Regions from separate parts of the Homo sapiens genome. Here region 2 is linked to region 1. Evidence: read pairs that join two places in POLR2A ChIA-PET (ENCODE). Cell type or tissue: OCI-LY7. All regions are shown on one strand. Each heading gives the region's core, and the rest is flanking DNA. Links, peaks and the distances in the headings are about the cores only.

Region 1 (10,493 bases), core at 2,306-7,305:
GAGGCTATATTTTATTAATAAGATCTCAATTTGTAAGGGTCATTTTATTATCTCCGTATCCCCCATCCCACCTCATTTAGTTGGATGATCTAGAGAGAAAACAGCATTTCTACCTTCTTGCAATGGAAACAATAGGCTTTGCTTGTGCCACTTTTATTTTCCCACTGGGGAATCTGAGAGATGACCTGATTGAATTCCACCCGTAAAGGTCATGCTTTGAATTCAAGGCAGAGGAAAAAAAATGAAGAAAACATTTTGCAATGATACCCCACGAGTCCTGAGCATGCTGGGGCCTCTCCTGGTTGCATTGTGGTCTGCTGATAAGGATAACATTAATGACAAGTGGAACATTTCCAGGACAAAGGAAATTCCCTGTTGTATTGTTTAAAGGAAGCCACCATCCACTAAGGAGAGCAAGGTTTGTGATGTAGGCACAGATTTCCCTGCAGGAGAGGCAGGGAGAGCTGCCAAGCTGCCTGTGAGTATGCCTGTCCTTAATTTCATCTGGGGAAGCATTTGCATGGTTAGAAGTCAATAAGGGGTCATGGCAGTTTATGGCATTGGTAGGGTTAGGAGCCAGACTGTTAGAAATGGAGGCACATTGGCTGGGGGAGTAAAAAGCCTGATTCATACAATGCAGCCCATTTAGGAATCATAGCAAAAGCACCAGGAGATTTAGAGAAGTTGATCTGGTTTTGAGTTTAAATTCTGGACCTCCTTCTCTCCCCACCCCCTCCAAGCCAAAATGTCAGAAAAGGGCCTGGTTTCCCTTTATGGAGTGCAAAATAAACAGATCCTCAGCAGCAGGAGAGGGGCCCAGTTCCCCAGCCCATAATGCCAGAGCTGGGGGTGGGGGTGCTGTGGGGAAAAGCAGTTATTCTTCTGTCTGGTTAGTATTTGGCATTGACTTTCATTTTCTCCAACCTCTGTTTTCTAGAAGCCTGCCTGTACGGGAAGTACAGGAATAAAGAGAAGCTGATCGTGGGGGTTTTCTTGCCAGACTTCAAAGGAGGTGGATTTTTGATTTTTGATAGTTTGGAGAGCTAGTTCCAAAAGTAAAAGCTGCTTTGGGGACTTGAACCTAGACACTGGGATCTTAGCCGTGTGCCCATCAGAGCCGCTGCTCTGCTCCTGATGGAATGGAGTGCTCTGGGCTTCCCACTCTCCTCTCCCAGTCCAGGAGGGCTGGAGCTCTGGGCATCTCAGGGTCAGCTGCGGTGAGCCTGGCCACAGGGCTCTGCATTCCTTCTGGGCTTTGCTTGGTTTGAGTGGGTGTGACCGCCAGTTTACTCTGGAGAAAACTGAGACAAAGAGTCTAAATTGGGCAGGATCTTGAATCTAATGACTTGTTTACAGACCCTGTACTTTTTCCAGTGCAGGGAGGAGGAAGAAGGCAGGGCATGCTCGTCACTGTGGGCATGGGCACATTGCTGTTTTCATCCTAAGGAGGTAGGACAGCTTCAGAAAGCAGCAGGGCATCTGCCTGGCAGCCAGCAGGCAAAGTGGCATGCTGTGTAATTTTCCAAGGTAGGGAGGAAGCAGTGGCGGCTTCTGCTTGGTCCTACCGGCTTGGCTTCCGGGGCACACGCTGCTCTGGGGAGAATGCCTGACCCTGCCACATGAAAGGCCTTGCTTCCTCCCACTTCAGCTTCAAGCGATGGGGAGATTACCCTCCTCACCCCTGCTCCAAGTGCATCACAACCCAGAGCACCCAGCCAAGAATGCACACCTGTGATGGGGCTAAGGAGGCCTCACTGGACCTGTGTAAGGAGAGAGGAGATTCCCAGGAGGACCTCACTAATAGAAAAGCACACGCATGATGGTTTTGCTATCGTGTGACATTTATTTCATACTTGCTACCTGTAAGAAATTCCTTGAAAACGAAATAGTATATGGCAAGATTTAAGGACTTGCTCTTCCAGATTCTGGAGGTCCTTCTGGAGCCCAGGGATGCTGTTTCTAAGGCATGTAGGTGCTGAGGGTCTACCCCAAAGGGCAGTTTGGGACTGCAGGGCAGGCAGGAAGTGCCTTTGTTTGTGTGCATGCCAGGCGGTTTATAAACATCCCCTTTACTTCCCTTGCCAACCCAGGAGTATATATTGCAATTACCACATTCTGATGAGGAAACTGAGGCTCAGAGAAGTTAAATCATTCACTCCAGGCCATACATCTGCTAAATGTGTCATGCTACATCCACTTTGCACCTAGTTTGAACAGGTTTACAAAGCAAGTCAGTAACCCCTGCATGCCTGGGTGCCTGAAGTTGAAAAGGGGTGGCTCTAAGATGTGGTCTACTACCTCTCCTGGACTGTTGCAGTTGGGTGTGGCTGATTTGAAATTGTGCTTCAAAAGAATGAGTTCTAGTCCCTGAATAGAGGAGCTCACACCACAGTGCACTGTAGATCTTTGTGATCCAGAAGTCCTCCAGATGTTCCCAAAAGGATCTCTAAGGTGTTGCTGGGGATGTTGTGTGTATAGGGAGTGTTCCCTTGGGGGCCTCTGAGCCCTCCTGGCAGAGAAGCCTCATAGATAATGGCATCCCCAGAAAACTCTACACTTGGAATGGGACCCAAATTAAATACAGCACCAGCAAGACTAACTGAGCCACTACCTGGAATATGTCAAGATACAGCAACTAACACTTACTTTATGTTTGTCATTTGCAAACCCTATCATGTCCGTTAATCCATTCAAATGCTGAGAGGTAGGCAGGGCAGCTATTATGATTCAAAAAAGAGGCCACATCTTTGTGGATTTGGGTTCTAATCCCAGCTCCTGCCGTCACTAGATGTGTGTGGTCTGAGCAAATCCTTCCACTTCTCCTAACCTTAGTTTCCTCATCTGCAACATGAGAAACTTGCTTTCCAAAGTGCCTCAAGCTATGGGAGTGGGGATACGGGAATGAGTCTCCCCAACATTCAGAGGCTCCCCCAGAGCTGGCAGCCCAAGGCACACCACTAAGTGCCACTGCCTTCTCCTCCCCTCTGCTGGCCGGATACTGACCAATGGAGAAACCAGGACTGGGGCGGGAAGGAGTAGGTGGTAAGATTCTTTTTCACTTGTTTCCTGCACCTGGAGACAACAGCAAGACCATTATTTGGATGAGTTATTGTTTAGAGTTTTGTTTGTTTTGGTTTGGGTTTTTTTAGCTTTATGAAAAGAAATGCCTATTTTTCAAATTTCAATTGTTCCTTTCTACTGCCTGTCCAAGCTCACTACTTTTCAAGAGGCCAATCCCTGGGTAAATCTTAGTGAATAGCAGTCGACTGTGTTATTTATCTGTGCCCCATGCTGGAGGTGCAGACTCGGTGAGACCAGCAGAGCAGCTGAGGTTAGACTCAGTGGAAAATCCAGAAGTGCAGATGTGGATCCAAATTGGGCTGAAAAAATCTCATGAGATCAGGCTTTCTTGGACTTCCTGCTTTTAGCCTAAGCACTATGTTCAACATAAACGAACTTTCGGTATTTTGAAACTTCCGTTTCTGATCTCAGAACCTGGAAGTAAAGAGCTGTTGTGAACATTTCCACAAATTTTGTCATGGTTATTCTGGAGGCAGAGTTGAACCCTGTAATTACGGAGCTTTGGGACTCACTACACCCACAGTGGCCTGCCTGGATTGCAGTATGGGAGAGGGGAAGGCATTTTGGTGGAGAGTCCAGGCTTTGGAGACAGGCAGGACCCTGTTCAAATTCTAGCTCTGCCATTTCCGGCCATGTGACTGGACCTGTCAGAGTCTCAGTTTCCTCATCAGTTAGATTAAAAAAAAAAAAAACAGTTCGTAATGTTGTGAGGACAAAATGGTCTGCGTGTGTGTGTACTCTTTCTCCCCTTTTCCCGTGTGTGTGTGTGTGTGTGTGTGTGTGTGTGTGTGTGTGTAAAATCTGTAATATTTATTTACTTATAGCTTGAATAAGTTCCCCTGGGAGTCTCAGGCTGCCTGCCTCTGATAGATGTGACATTGTGAAGTTGCTGAAATCCACCTAATTAGCTGTCAAAGAGTGCATTATACAAAGACAGCGAGGGCTCTGCATTCAGTCTAAGCTCTAAGGACTGGCACGATCTCTGGTGGACTTGAAGGGCAACGGAGACTTACTGCAAATTTTGGGAGCTGAATTACATTCATCCCGTCTACTCATGTTTCTGGGGCCTCATTTGCTTTCCTGGGACAAGCAAGGGCAAGGCGCTGGGCAGGTCAGTGCTGTGAGAAAGCAAGGTGCTCCAGCAGCATGGAGTCACCGGCTGAAATGGACAAGAGCTATGCAGGGCAAGGAAAAAGGGAGGAGAGGGAGTCAGGGCCATGGGAGACAAGGGACATGGAAAACCCACCCAAGGCTGCTGAGAAACAGGACTAAGTTAGTAAGCCCATCCTGCAGGTGCTACTACTTCTTCTCTGTTTCTTGGCTTACTTTTTTTTAAAACTCATTACGTGCATCGTTTAAGTTCTTTAAAATAATGATTGCAGAAGTGTCACTTCATCCTTGTATAAAATTTAAAACGTATAGAAAATTTCAAAATAAGAATGTAAAAGCACGCATAGTCTCACAATACAGAAAGCAGCCGATTCATATTTTGGTGCCCTTCCTTCCGGTCTTTATAATGCAAATATATAGACATATATGTATTATTTTATCTAGCCAGAATCATATTGCTTTGTAACCTCCTTTTATTCTCTTTATATTAAATTACGGCCATGTTCCTGTATCATTAAATATTACACTATATCACTACTTCTGATGGAAGTACAGCAAACCACTAAACACGGAAGTCAAGTCCTGGGCTCTGGAATAGTATATATTATTTTAGTTATGCCCAGCTTCTGGACCTGGGATGGCATTTTGTAACAGACGCAGCCTTATCTCTTTTGTATTTTCATAAAATCTTCAGTATAGGCTCTAAAAAGGAGCCCACGTGAAATGCTGAAAAGACGATGTTTAAAAAGTCACAAAGTCCCCCTAGAGTCATAAAACCAGAAACACTGGGGGGTGGGGAGGCCAAGCCGGGCCTTCGCTCACCTCCTTGTGCCTCTTAATGCAGCCCAGATGGAAGCCCGTCCAAGACCGGATTGCAGGCAAGCCCAGGGCCCGATCTGATAGCACAAAGACACCCACAACTCTGAATTTCCTGCTACCAGGAGGCCTCTTTTTGCATAGGCTGTCTGATTTACACATACGTGGAAAGCAGCCACTAATAATAGAAGGGTTGCCTCTTTTCTTCCGTTGTCAGACTCCGCGGGCCCTGCTCAGTGACTCCCGCGTCTCCAAGCAGCTGCCTGCCTCTCTTTCTGCCCCTCACAGCAACAGGGTCAGCCGGGCTCCTTGTAAGAAAGAGGCCAGGCCCTCTGCGCCTTCTCTGTGTGTGGCGGAGGTGGGGAAGGTGCTTTCTGAGGGCTCTTTGTCTGGCGAGCAAGCCGGACCTCTGTGCAACAGAAGCCGCCTCTGGCCACCCCCGGCCCTTCCCCCTCCACCCAGTCAAGTTCTGCACAGCCAGTGTTTTCTCCTCCAGCCCCAGCTAACCTGAGCTCTCTCAACTAATCCAGAGAAGCTTCTGGAGAATCTGTCCTTGCCAACTAGGGGCTGGCAAGTTCGTGAGAGAGAATTAATTCTCTGTGAGCCCCTTAAGACTAGTAACTATGTGGAGCTCACCCCTGTAGGATGCACCACAGACAGCTGGAATGGTCAAGCCCTTCAGGGATGCCTTCTTCTGCTGCCTTGATTCACATGGTGCCATCCACTCAATCATTCATTCATTCCGCCAGCCTGTACTTGGCACCTCCTATTCTCAGCACGGTGTAGAATATAGGGATGGAAGAATGGAGGCGAAGACAGACGAGGTCCCTGCTGTCACAGAAGAAACAAAGAATAAAAAGAGAAGAAACTAGAATTGAAGAGTCTGTGGTGGGGATTGCAGGGGAGATGCCTGTCAAGTTATAAAAGGCCCTAATACATTTTTGCTTTATGTTTGAAATTGTGACCCTGTCCTTAGCCTATTCCCAACCAGCCTCAAGCATGGTTCAGTCTCACAGTCCAGCTGCTGAGCTGTAGAGAGACCATCTCTTTATACAAGATCAATTATGGGTGCAAGAGCATGCCTGGCTCAAGCACACAGACCCACAGACCCTTGTGGTCAGGGAGTTCCTACATGAACCCAAACCTTTGGGGGCTGGGATGTTTACTCTTGGCACTCTGGGATTTCCTGTTTCTAAGAAAATGGGCCTAGATGCTCAGCTACATTAACCAAACAACATGTTGACACAAATGAATCTGAAGCTTGCCCGCTCCAGGCTCTCTAGAAGGTCAGGTTTGGGAATGAAGGCATTTGGGTGACTTTCCAAACTCTGAATCCCAAGCCCAGTGACTCAGGCCAGGTATTAATTTGAGGGATCTGCTTCCCTCCTCTTCCTGCCTAAGAAGGCCCCACTAAGTGGCTAGAGTCAGAGGCTCCCTGGTCATCTTGAGTAGTGGGAATGCTTCTCCTGTCTGTCTGCAGCTGGTCTTAGAGGGAGGCAGCCCAGGTAGTATGGTAGGATGCTCCAAAAGACCCACCCCGCAGAAACCTCCATCACGTTTCTGTCTGCCTGAAATCCTTGCCATGGGTTCACTCCTTTGAACGTCCAGGAGGTTCATGTAAAAATGTAAAAGTTACCCCCTGACGTGACTTAACCATATGACATTTGACACACGACTATATGACATTTACTATATGGCTGAGCCTAGCAAGGTCCTGGGAATATGGAAAACCTGAAACATTTTGACAGGGTATGGAGGAGAGGAAGGGGAGAAAGCAGAGGAAAAGCTGACAAGGTCAAGGGATGCTTCTCGGAGAAGGGAGAAGGGCAGGAGGAGGATGTTCAGGCAAGGAGCAGAGCAGCCTGGAGATGCCAGTTTGGTGATTATGGACACCTTGGCTGCTTAGCCAGAGGTGGCCCTCACAATGCCATTCCTGCTGTGCCCACTGCCCAGAGTGCCAGCAAACACTGCAGGATTTGCTTGCTCAGACTTCAGGCAATGCAGCTTTGTCTGCTGGGGAGAATCTTACCATTTTTAACCTGTATTTGAACCAAGAGATTTGCGTGACCTCCACAGGAAAGTGCAACTATCTTCCAAAAATGTATAAATTATCAAAGATGTATTCTATAACAAAAATGACAGTCCTTGAGATGTGGTGGATTAATATTGCTAGATCAGGAGCTACTCAGATGAGGTAAAGTCCCTTTGGGAAAGCACAGAGCCTGGGGAATGAGGGATGGAGGCCAGTGTGCAGAAAAGCCGTGCGGAAACACCTCGTGCAGTCATTCTCCTATCGAGCTCTGGGAACCGCGGGGTGGGGGAGAATCCAAACAATCGGGAGGAAAAATATCCCTGTTCTAGCTGTTCAGGCTGCTGTAATGGAGTCCCATAACTGGGTGGCTCATCAACAGTGAATGCTTATCTCTCACAGTTCTGGAGGCCAGGAGTCTGAGATCAGAGTGCCAGCATGATCGGGTTCTAGTGAGGGCTGTCTTCCTCACTGTGTATCTGCGTGGTAGAAAGAGGGCAAGCTAGCTCTCTTGGGTCCTCTTTATTAGGGTACTAATCCCGCTCTGAAGGCTCCACCTCCACGATCAAATCACCCCCTGAAGATCCCACCTCCTATACCATCACATTGTCCGTTAGGATTTAATGTATGAGTCTGGGGAGGGACACAAACACTCACTCCATAACAACATGACAGCTGGCACCATGGCACAATTAAAGAGAAGAGAGGAGCAAGTGGGGGCTCAGGCAGTGTAGGCGGGATGGAAGCTCCCTGTGGGCTTGGACTCATGTAGGAGGGCTTCATGGAGGAGGTACATTGTGGTGCAGGAAGGCCCATCTCCATGGGTGTCTACGTCTCCAGGTGATGAGTCAATGTCTTTGCAAACATCAGAAACCCAAGAAGCATGGTGAGCAGGAACACTATGGGTAATCTTAGGAAATTTGTGCACAAGGATGGAGACATTCCAGAAAAAGAAATAAAAGAGGTGCATTCCTGCTGCCATATATGTGCTGAGCCCCATGAAGCAGTGACATATGGGAAAGAAAGGGGAAGAAGGAGGATAGGTATAGAAAAACCCTGCTTGAGATTCCAAAAGTAGATCAATGCAACCCATTTGTTCTTTCATTAATGTAATCATCCTTTATTGAATACCTACTATCCTGGGCAGTGTGCCAAATTGAGAATGCAATTATGCATAAGACATGGTCCCTGTCTTTGATGAATTTAAGATCCTCTGAAGGAAAGAGGTGTAAATGAACACTCACACTAAAAACAAGTGCTTTCATGGTGCTAGGTGCAAAACATCACAAAAACCCAACCACAGGAGCAACCAGCTCTACTGGAAAGACCCAACAGAGTCAGGAACAGATTTATAGAGGAGGAGGAACAATGGAGTTGATTTTTTTTTTTTTTTTTTTTTTTTTTGAGACGGAGTTTCACTCTTGTCGCTCAGGCTGGAGTATAGTGGCGCCATCTGGGCTCACTGTAACCTCTGCCTCCCAGGTTCAAGCAATTCTCCTGCCTCAGCCTCCTGAGTAGCTGGGATTACAGGTGCCCACCACCACTCCAGGCTAAGTTGTTTGTATTTTTAGTAGAGATGGGGTTTCACCATGTTGGGCAGGCTGGTCTCGAACTCTTTACCTCAGGTGATCCACCCGCCTTGGCCTCCCAAAGTGCTGGGATTACAGGCATGAGCCACCGTGCCTGGCCTGGAGTTGATTTTGAACATGACTCAGAATTTACCAGACAGGGTATTCCAGGGAGAGGGACCAGCACGGAAAGGGTGTGAACATGGGATGGTGCCAGGCCAGTGAGAGTGCCACGGATATGGGGCAGCAGGTGAGGAGGCAGGACACAGGTGAGGCCTGACCCCAGAAAGCCTATTGTGCCAGGCTATAGGGAATTTGGGTTTTCTGTTGTCAATGATGGGAAAATCAGTGCAGGTTTCCAGAAGAGGATGTGACAACTCACATTTTGTTCAATTGAGTTAAATAAGCACTTATAGAGTGTCTACCACATGCAGAACACTCACTGAATCGAGTATGGATGATACAAAGAAAAATCTATCCCAAGCCCTCCTGCCTACACTGCCTGAGCCTCATGGGACCCTAAATAAGTTTGGTAAGGAATGAGTGGTGAGAAAGGGTGAGGAGAAACAAGAGCACACATCGTCTTGATACGGGATCTAAATGGGTGCATGGTTCTAGGAGAGGCACAAGGGTTTATGGAGGTAGAGATTCCCAGTGTCCCAGATTTGTTTCTTCACTCTCAGGTCAAAGCAGGCCTTATTTAGGAGGCCCAGTCATTCCTCATTTCCCTTCCTTGGTAATATCACTACGATTCTCTCTCCTCCCACTGGCCAAAGTGTTTGATTAAGCCTGCAGAGAATGATGGGGTTCAGTAAGAATGCCAGCAAAGAGACGGCATAAAAGCCACCCAGAATGGGGCTGACAGCGTGGCCTCTTGATAGTCCCCCATGCTCTGTCCAGGGGGAGGATGCTAGGCTGAGACTCTAGGTGTTCTCGTAGTTTCGATAAAAACTATAATTGACCACCACAAGTACCAGTGGATGTGTGAGGGTGAGGGGAGAGCTGAAGATGAGTAGTTTGTTCTGATTTCAGTTTATTTTGGGCTCTTCTAGCCTCAAGTCTGTGTTCAGCTAAAGATATATGGCTGCATAGGCAAAGGGACCTGTTAGGTGAGCCTGAAGGTGATTCTTGCATAATTCTCAGAAACTCAATCAAGGTCTTCCTGTATCTCCCGCTTCCTCCCCTTTCTCCTGCCTCCAACCTGCACATGTCAGTGCATCCACATGCACACACATTCAAGCAGGACATAAGGCGGCCGGCCGGTCCACTTCAGATCATAACCAAAAGTCTTGGCCCCTCACCACTCACCTGTCAGCCTCAGGCAGCCAGGGACCCAGCATGGGAGGCACACCTCATGAGAACTACCCCAATGCTCAAGTGCCCGCAAATGCCCACAAACCCTTAAATGTGTCTAGGAACCTTTCACCAACTGAAGCCTGACTGCAAGATGAAGGAAGGACCTTTGGAATGTAATAAATGATTTCTAAAAAGACATCTCATCATCCTTTCTTTCATTCTCTCTCCCTCTCTCTCTCTCTCTGTGTGTGTGTGTTTGTGTGTGTGTGTGTGTGTCTGAGTTGCCTCAGGGCTGGTGGTTTCAAAACTAGCAGCTGCAAACTTATGAAGGGAAAAAAAAACCCAAACCACAAAACCCCGTCTTGTGAAAACTGTGTGCCAGTCTAAAAGTGGCAGTCCGTGCAGGAGAAAAAGCCTGTCAACGTTCAGGGCAGAAGCAGGCAGTGTGAGATCACAGCTGGCTCTTGACAGTGAGGAGGAATTCAAATGTGTCCTGGGCATGGGGACAGTAGGGGACAAGGACAAGGCAGAAGAGAAGCCGGAGGGGACTGAGGAGTCCAGATCCTGGCTGGCCAGGGGAGGCCTCTCTGGAA
Region 2 (9,411 bases), core at 1,822-6,821, 220 kb before region 1:
GCTTTCCACATTGTGCTAGGTCTAAAATGTCCTGCATCCCTGACAAACAAATATGTTTACTCTTCCTGAACACCTCTACTAGTTTATACACAGTCCCTGCTTATCTTTCACATTTACCGAGAATATTAATGTTACTACATACTTTCAGTTACCTATGAAAATGAAATAACAATATTCATTCATTCAACAAATGATTATCTAGCACTTGCTTTGTGCAAGGAATTAAAGAAACAACAGTGAGCAACACAGAAATAGTCTCCACAGGAGCTAGCTATCTGATTCTTGCAGTAGATTCAGCCACTAAAAATCTATCTACACAGTTAAATGTTCAAATGCAATGTCAATAAGGGCTTCAAAGGAGAAGTACATGATGCAACGTTAATGTGCAACAGGAATTCCTGGAAGTCTGAAGGAAACAGGAAAGGCCTCCCTTAGAAGATGAGAGATGTTTGACCTGAATTGTGAAGGATGCATGAGAATTTAGGAAGAAAAGAATACTCCAGATCAGTGGTTCTCAAAGTGTAGTCCTCAGAGCAGGGACATCAGCATCAACTACAAAAAGATCATTTTGTTTTAAGATCACCTTATCCGTTCTGTAAAGAGTGATTTAGGGGTGAGTATGAATGGATGAGCAAGACATTTTAGAAAGTTATTGCATCAGTCCTGGTGAGAGAGGATGGTGGCTTTGACTACAAAAGTGGCAAGGCAGATAACATAAGTGAACATGACTTCAAGTCAACTTGAAGTGCATACAGGACGAAAAATCTATAAAGCTTGGTTAGTGTCAGTAGTGAAGAAGAGTGAGGCATTACAGCCTGCAGATTTGCAAATGTATCATCATTTGCCACACCCACATGCACCTTAATCTCTGCTATGTCCATCCAGATCCTCCTGTATTTGCAGACCATGTTCACGATGTTGGTACATAAATACAGCTGAACGTAAACATCTTCTGAATTAACCTCAGGCACAGTTTCCCACAAAAAGTGAATAAGCAAAGAAATGAGCTGAGAATCCCTACTAGCTTTCCTGTTACCTTTTGACAGTGATACACTTTACCAAAGTGATTTCTAGAAACCTGAATCTTCAGTGTATCCCATGAAACTGACTTATAAAATGACTAAGTTCCAGGCAAGGCTACTACAGAAATTCTTCAACTGGCCATTTCTAAACTTTGCTTCGTTAAAAAATATTCCCCGGACACAAACAATGTGTTATGGGCTGAATGAAATTAAGCATAGGATAAACCTCTGAAGAAAGGAGCAAATATATTGCCTCTGAATGTCGAACTAAGTGGAGATTACACTGCATAAAAGAAGGACAGGTGGCACTTTCTCTCTTGTTTGCTTTTAGTGATGCTGTCAGGAAACTGCTAGAGTCCAGGCTGTGCCCTGGAAGAACAGAAGGGCTCCCTAGCTGCTCTTCCAGGCCTTGCCAATGACGAGGAATCTGAAGTTCCAGGGAGTGGTAAGTTTGGGTTGCCCTGGGACATGCCCAAAAAAATCTAGTGGAAAAAATCAACATGTCTCCAGGAAGGTTAACAAAATGATGGAAAATCCCAGATTGTTAGGGGGAAGTAATTGGGGGAGGGGATAGAATGTTGATTACATAACATCCAGCCCTTCAAACAATGGAGTAATCATCAAATGAGTCACTAAGAAACACATGGCTGCTCCCCATCCATCCCCACTCTACACCTCCAAGAACAGCTAAGCGGCAGGTCCAGAAATGTCTTCCCTTAGAGTAGAAATCAGTTTTACTTTAGAGAAAAGGGCTCTCTAGTTAACCAGAGAGTATTGCTTCTGAGAGAAGAAACAACTGTAGCAGCCCCAGCTCCCAGCACATGGCTAAACACACAAGTCAATCAACAAATGTTGAGTGAATTAAATTTTTCCAAATTTGAAGCAACTTTCCTCCCTTCACCCCCATCCAACACAAATTCATTAACTTGAACTGTGTGGGTTTTGTTGTGTGTGTTTGTTCCCTCCATTAGATTTATGACTTGATGAAAAGGACCTTACTGATGGCGGAAATTGGCCAGGACAACACATGTGGAAAACACAGGCCAGGCCAAATGGACAAGCAGTGGTTCTGCTGTAGCGGGAACTGAAGAATGAGACTGACTAGGAGGCCCCCAGAATCTTCTCAACATGAAAGCTGGGACAGTGGGATGCCAGTGTGAGGTGACAGCCAAGGACGACAGCAGAAAGCCTGAAAAAGAAGTTCCTTGAGTCTGCCTCCCATAACTACACAAGCCCTGGCAGTGTGGTCTGGACAGGACTGCTGAGCTGACAATTCTCCACGTAGGTTTCTGCTTCCTGTCAGGGGGCAGGCACTTCTGGGTTCTCACTTGTTCTCTCCCAGGAAAGCAGCTAGAATTACTTTTGCCTTTCCACCTCAATGCCATCTCCACAAGCCCAGTCCACGTGCTGTTGGGGCCCCATCAGAGGTGCCTGGCTCTGCCCCTCTGGCTGTGAGACTCAAGTGCTAGATCTCTTTAAAAAAAGGGTTCACATCCCAGCTGGGGGAAACCATCCCTGTCCACTTAGGACACTTGCATTTGGACTTGATCAGCTCCAGAGAAGGCACAGCATTGTCTTTGGAGCCAAAGGATTCAGATGTAAAAGTCAGAACTTTATCCTATAAAGTGTGGAATTGTAGTTTAAAAAGAAAAAAAAAGTCAAACTCCCTTCTATAACTAAGTGAACAGTTGGCAAAGATTGTCTTTTTCGGTTGTGTGAGCATTGCTCTTAAGTGATGACTAATCATGCTCAAAAATGTATATTAAATAGAAAATAAACTCACCATATAAAATACTAATTCAAAAATTCTCTTCATGTTGTTTGCAGATTGTAGCAGTTCTGTTCAATATACTCATCAAAAACAATGACAAAATCATTACACGGGTGAAAAATCTGACATGACTTAGCCTAAGCAGATATCGCTTTACTCTTAAAATACTTTACTTCATCACCTATTATAATATTTTTACATTAGGTACAAAATATTTCTAATTTTAGAATCAGTGTCTGAAAGTTAATCACTACCTCCATAGACATTAACTAATTATATTTTATGGAAAAATACTGAAATCTCCTTTGTGCTAATAATTACAATATCTTAAATTCAAATAACGTATTTGTTTCAAAATGCTGAGAATCCGGCCTGGAGAAACACTACGCCAACACAGTGGAGATTCTAAACACAACGCACTGGAAAATGAGGACATAAATATATTGCAATTATATTAGATTTCCTGCCCACTGATTATTCCTTGGGACCCCAAATTTCAGTTAATATTTATAGGAATTCCCCTAGACCTCTGAAAGGACAGTTGTGCAGAAGCTGGTGATTAAATAACCATTGCAGGAGATTGCACAGTATTTAGACAGAAGTGAGCAGGTAGCTTTCTCTGAATCTACAGAAGAATAAGCTAGTGGCATTTTGAATGCAGGGAAACATCTGCTCATTTTTCATTGTGGCCTAACCCTGAACCACCTCATAGATGTTTCAAGTGAAATGTAAAACAAGGGTTTCCATTCACTTACATGTAACTCAAAGTTAAGGGCTGTTCAGTTTCCAAGAACCTTCCAGGGTGTTTCATGTGTCTTTTCATACCACTCTTTTCAGTTCTTTGAAACCGAATGGCTCTTACCAACAATGGTACACAGAATCTAAACACTAGGTGGCTTTTGTTTGGCAAGAAGTTCAAGACATCTGGCCTTACTGACCTCACGAGTTTATGCTCTCACTATTCTCAATCAATGATCATGTGAAGACTGGAGCGTCTGGGATCCTAGGGTTAGGAGATGAGGGATACAGCCAAGGACAAGAAATCCAAGGTGCATGTCCCAGTTTTGCATGACCATTGAACTGGGCCCAACCCCATCAGATTATGATACCAGTCATGTGTGTTGGGTATGGTCACACTCAATAGCAGCATGAAAGAAATACTAAGAGTGAGTAATATGCCTTATACCTGAGAAATGCTTTACAGTTTGCCAAGACTCTTCACATACACTATTCCAAAATATCCTCTAAACATAAAACTGGAGGGGCCTGGAAAGGTATCACAAGGTCCCCATTTCACAGATGAGGAAATCAAGGCCCTGGGAGATCAAGAGCTTGACCTAAAGTCACAAGGCCAAGAGGGACCAGCTGGGGCTAGAAGCCAGTCTTCTAACTCTTAAAGTTCAGGGTCTTTCTCTCTATTCCACTGCAAACAGAAATGGATCAGATATCCAGGAAAACTAACATTTTTCAGAGCTGAGAAAAAAAAAATGGGACTTTTCCTTTCTTATTTTGAAAGATTTTAGGAGTGATTAAAAACTTAAAACTATTCCAAGAAACCCAGGGTTTCATACAGCTAGCCCCGTAAGAACATAATTAAGAGCCATTTACAGAATCAACTATAATCTTTTCTTTTCCTGGCACTCAGGCAACTGAGGCTTCCTTCCATATGAAGCAAATGAGTTAAGTGAAAACCTGGCTTCCTTCTCTGTCCAACCCTGACTCAACCTAATGGGTAACTTTGCATATAACAGAAGTTTAATTTGTTACATAAAGGCTTACTGAAATATATTTTTTAAAGTAAAAGTAAACCAAGAATAAACCTTCTGGTCCACATGGAGAGGATAAAAGAACAGTTCTCCAAACTGAAAGATAGGATTCTAAAGACAAAGAAAAAAGAGAGAGAGGGGCGTGCATTGTTGATAACTTGTTGATCAAAATCCATAGGTTCTGATTTCACATACGCCATTAGTGTAGACACACTGGATAAGTCACTTACTCAATTCACTTTGAAAAGAGGTCTGTTCATAGGTGGTGTCTATATCCCTCATAGAGTTTTACATTTTTTATTTGGCAATTTTCAAACATACATAAAAGTAGAGAGAAACTCTACTCAAAATTTATCAATACTACCCGTTTTTATTTCATCTTCCACACACATGCACACCCATACACACACGCAGAAGAATTATACACCTAATCCCAGAAAACAAGTCATTTCACCCACAAATATTTCATTGTCACAAGGATATTTTTTAGATAAAGGGAGATCATAGAGTTAAAGTTCAATAAGAGGCAAATAAACTCAAGGAAAAAGAAAAAAAGCCTTCAAGTTACTTTCTCTCATGCTTAAATCTAGGTCTATATTTCATGCATTGGCCCACTTGAACCACAGAACTTCTTTCAAAGCAACACTGTCATGATCTGGAAAGTGCCAATGTTGGATCACAGAGATGATTTCAAATCAAGATGGTAAGCCAGTTCCAGGGACTTCCATTTCCTACAAGCAGAAGGCTGCAGTGATATTTCCTCTTAATGGTCAACATCCTCATGAACTTACAACTGTAACTAAAGTGTACAAAACAAATAAAAAGGCTCGGAGTTCTGGCCAGCACAGAAGGGCAGTGTGAAAGGTAATATCATTGCCAAACTGCCGACAACAAGTCCCAGTTTAGGAGATAAGGTGCCTTTACCCCTTCAGACCAACACAAATAGAGAAATGGCTGCAGCCACACTGACGGCTCTGCTTCTGAAGTTGATGACCCCTGGAGGGTGGTCACTGGTCTACAAGAGGATTCTCCTGATAAAAAAGCTAATGATCTCAGAAGAATGTGCAAAGGAATCTCAAAGAAAGACAGTCTCTATTGCCCTCTCTCATTCATATAAAGGCAGGGTTGAAGTAGAGTAGAAGGGAGTGGTAAGTGATTCCTGTGATAGGCACTAGAAACCGGGCAGGCAGGACTTCCAGCTTAGGGAGGTACTATAATCCACAAAGCTTCTGGCTAAGGTTAATGCAAAGAAGGGAGGGAAGTGTCCCTCCTCAGCCCCTCGGCTGTATTTTCATAAACCCAATGATGTGACAACACAATGGGGGACACGCAGGACTCTTGGCTCCAGCAAGAGTGAAGCAATAAATGACTCAGTGCCCATGCTGAGGCCACCCATCCCAACCAAACCGTCTATTATTGTCCCAAACAACAGGACACTATGAGACCTGGAAGAGACTCATATGAGTTAGGAAACATACAACTGGGTTTCTGAACTTCTTTTAATACCTAACCCTTTCGAAGTCACCAGCCAGTAAAAACCACTGCAAAGAAGGGAGAAGAAGCTGCAGAGAAAATCCCCAATTCACCCTCCAGTGACCTGACTGACCAAAAATGCAAGCCAGTCTCAAGTTACAGTATCTCGGTTTGCTGCCAATGCACACAGTCACTAGGGAAAGCACGCTCTTTGGGTACAATGTGCCAACTCAGAGGAGATGCCTCTCCCCAGAGGGAAGCTGCCCTAAGACAAAAGAGATGGTCTCCTGCAAGGCAGCTCCAAATTGCATGGAGAAGCTGGTTTCAGGTCCTGCAGCCAGGCCTGAGAAAGAAGCCTGTAGAGAGGGCTCAGCACACTGAACATCTGTAGGAAGTGACCTCAGACTTCTCCCTCTTCCCTTCATCCACCTCCTGCCCCATCCCCCAAAAGGAGTTTTAACACATTATTACCACTGAAGTCCTGAGGATTTGGTGACTCACCAGGCTCACACATGGTTCCAATGAGCCCTTGACCATTACATGGTAGGGAAGCAGGAAAAACAAATGAAAGCAGTTGTAATTCGGCAGCGCCGGAGTTCAGACCTGCCAGACAAAAGGGATTGCAGGCATGTTCCCAAATTCGTTCAGGCACCTGACATGCACAAGCTATTTTTAATCACTGGATTTATTTCTTTCCTACCTCCTCCACCATCCTCCACCTCAGCAAATGTTTCGAAGTCAGAGCAAAACCCAAATCAATTCCAGGTGTTCAGGGAAACCCAGAGAGGCTCTTCCGTTCCAGGATCCCAGCCAGAAAGCAGAACTGCCCCCTTGGTCCTGTAGCTAAATTTTCTCGCTCATTCCTTAGACTAGTTCAAATCTCCCACCCTAAACATTGGGCAAATGGCCTAAAATAGGAAATACATGAATGAATGTGTCCTGCTGGAAAGGCTTTTAAATATGTGTTTTTCTCTAGCAGCCTGGCAAGTGAAGGTACATAAACCAGGTCTCAAAGCCCCTCAGATGAAGCTCGCTTTCATTCTCTAGGATGCTCTACCCACCATGCTGTGAGGATTAAGTGGACTATGTGTGACAATGCCAAAGCTTAAGACATAGTAGGTGCTCAACAAATCATTGGCTACTTGATTATACTGAAAAGCATCTTATAAAATATAAAGACTTAAAAAAAAAGATTTTATTTCCCAATGCTTACAGAAACATCAAGAAGGAATCTGGCAATTTCTCCAGGTACAAATAAGCGACTGAGAAAATAAGAAAAACAAACGCAAAAATCAGATTCTGAGATATAAATGGAAATTGACATCCCCTGAAACTGGCATTTTTTTCTAACAGAATAGACTAATTTCTTACCTATTCTGCATCCTCCAATCTGCTAACGGGAAATACTTTTTGCAGCAATAAGCATCTAAAATATGTTTGCCGTGACACTTCAGAACTACATGAATCCAATGCACCTAAGATGCCTTTTGGTTGCAAAAACGTCCTAAGAGTTCCACTTTAGAATCAATATGGCACAAAGCAAAAGTATAATTTTATGCTAAGAACTCTTTTCTATGTGTTTGGAATCTGCCAAAACCCAAGCTGCGTTTTAATTGTCATTTATGGGCCTCTAAATTAACGACACTCAAGCAATTTAAAAGGAAGTTTTAGCTATTGAGATTATGATTCCTGTGTGCAAGGACCACCTCCATAGGGTACATTAAAGAATCATTTAAGCTTCTTAAATGATCATTTCAAGCCATTTACAAAGTACTTCACATGTTTCAAAGCATTTCCTGCATAGATAATTACACCTGACTCCCACCACATGACATACTTTATAGTTCCTAAATGTCCCAGAACAGTGTGACTTCTTTATCTGAAAAACACAGAGCCATGGTCTCTACATTACTCAGGAGGAAAGAATGAGTTGGGCTCTTTCGTCTCCATGGCTTTGCAGAGAACCACATTGCATCCTATTGGTTCTTCCCACATCTTACACTTCTGAATGAGGAAAACTCCTGCCCTGCCTTCACTAAAATTCTCATGACAGGATCATACGGCTTTTGGTACCAACATGACATAGGATAACCCCATCCAGGAAGACAATGGAGAATATCTGACAACTACATCTTGCTATAATCCCAGCTTCCACTAATTCTGGTTTACATAATAGCCTTTGAGGCCTCATCCTCTGAGATCTTGCAGATGCTGATGAATTGGGCTAACCAATTTATTTTAATTTCACTTAACTCCCACCTATAATTATCATTCCTGCTATTTGACTAGAACTGTATCTTTTAGAAAGCATTTTCTTGAATATTCTCATATGATTTTTCAAAACAAGCACTTGTAGTTATTATCTTTATCATGTAGGTGAGGAAACTGAGGCTCACAAATGTTTCTTAAGTGACTTAACTAAGATTATCAAACCAGTAAAGTGATATAACAAGGATTCAATCCCACATCTTCAGACACGCAAGCCACGTGTTTTCTCCCTGCACCTATTCACAGAATTAAAAGCAAATGAGGCAAAAATGATGGGGCATGATAACATTTCTTTTTTCATTTTCTCCAACATTTTCATTCTAGAAAAAGCTCTTTCTGTAGCAGGGAAGAACCTCAATCCCCGAGACTCTCTACCGACAGCAGGCTCCATTGCACGTCCTACCCAGAACTGGCCTGGTCAAACCTCGGCTCGGGGCCCACTTGGCACTTGGTCGGGGGGTAAAACAGGCATCGGGAGAGTGGTGCTGAGAATCACCAAGAAGGCCAGGCTGGGCAAGGTGTACGATGAGGAGTTTTCTCCATGGGCAAATGAAAAATCTGGGCAAACAAATGGAGTAGAGCCCGTTTATTTAGGCTGGAAGAGGTAAAGTTTTTCTGCACTTTTGAACTGTTTTCTCAAGGCCTGCCTCTCCCTCCCACGCAGGAAACAAACACAGAGACAGGCCTCTTCCAGTGAGGGCTTCAGTTGTTCAAAGTTAGCCCGGGAAGGGCAGAAGGAAGAAAGGCTTAGAGAAAGGAAGGAGGAACGGGGGCTAGGAAGGTGGTGCAGTGGCCATGGGGGTAGCCGCCAAGGGAGAAGGCTGGAGCTGGGATCAGACAGAGGAGGAGAGCTGGCCAAGAAGGGAGGAGAGAGGGAAGAAAGCAGGAAGCAGAGAAAGGGAATATTGGAAAATTGTAAACCAGAACAAAGAAACAGAATGCAGAGTGGCAATGGCCTGGGAAGAGGCAACAACCGACTCCCAATTAATGATGTTCAGAAAGCAACATTTTTTCATCAATTTTGAAAGGAAATTCTCTCTCAACTTTCTTATTTATTTATACATTATATAAATACATTTTTAAACCAAAAAAGGACCGTTTTTCCAATGGG

What was found. Peaks named below come from ENCODE experiments on the same cell type or tissue, not always from the same donor. Only the 100,000 strongest peaks of a DNase experiment are listed, where the experiment ranks them.
Region 2: POLR2A ChIA-PET joins it to region 1 with 11 read pairs; 4 of 35 experiments call an interaction of 5 or more read pairs at or near these places.

The regions. Positions count from the first base shown.
Region 1 is chr11:128,715,520-128,726,012 of GRCh38, forward strand. The region is part of intron 1 of FLI1 (Fli-1 proto-oncogene, ETS transcription factor); the gene reads left to right. Among named protein-coding and RNA genes, the nearest start is that of SENCR, 25 kb to the left of the region's middle. RefSeq lists enhancers at 88-613, 553-712, 1,653-1,752, 2,421-2,940, 3,459-3,668 and 2 more. In OCI-LY7, for the core only: no CTCF peak of the experiment used is centred there; DNase peaks (open chromatin) are centred at 3,402, 3,712, 3,973 and 5,172; H3K4me3 peaks cover 4,124 bases; H3K27ac peaks cover 5,000 bases.
Region 2 is chr11:128,491,040-128,500,450 of GRCh38, forward strand. The region is part of intron 3 of ETS1 (ETS proto-oncogene 1, transcription factor); the gene reads right to left. Among named protein-coding and RNA genes, the nearest start is that of MIR6090, 27 kb to the right of the region's middle. RefSeq lists an enhancer at 1,403-2,602. In OCI-LY7, for the core only: no CTCF peak of the experiment used is centred there; no DNase peak of the experiment used is centred there; H3K4me3 peaks cover 397 bases; H3K27ac peaks cover 3,944 bases.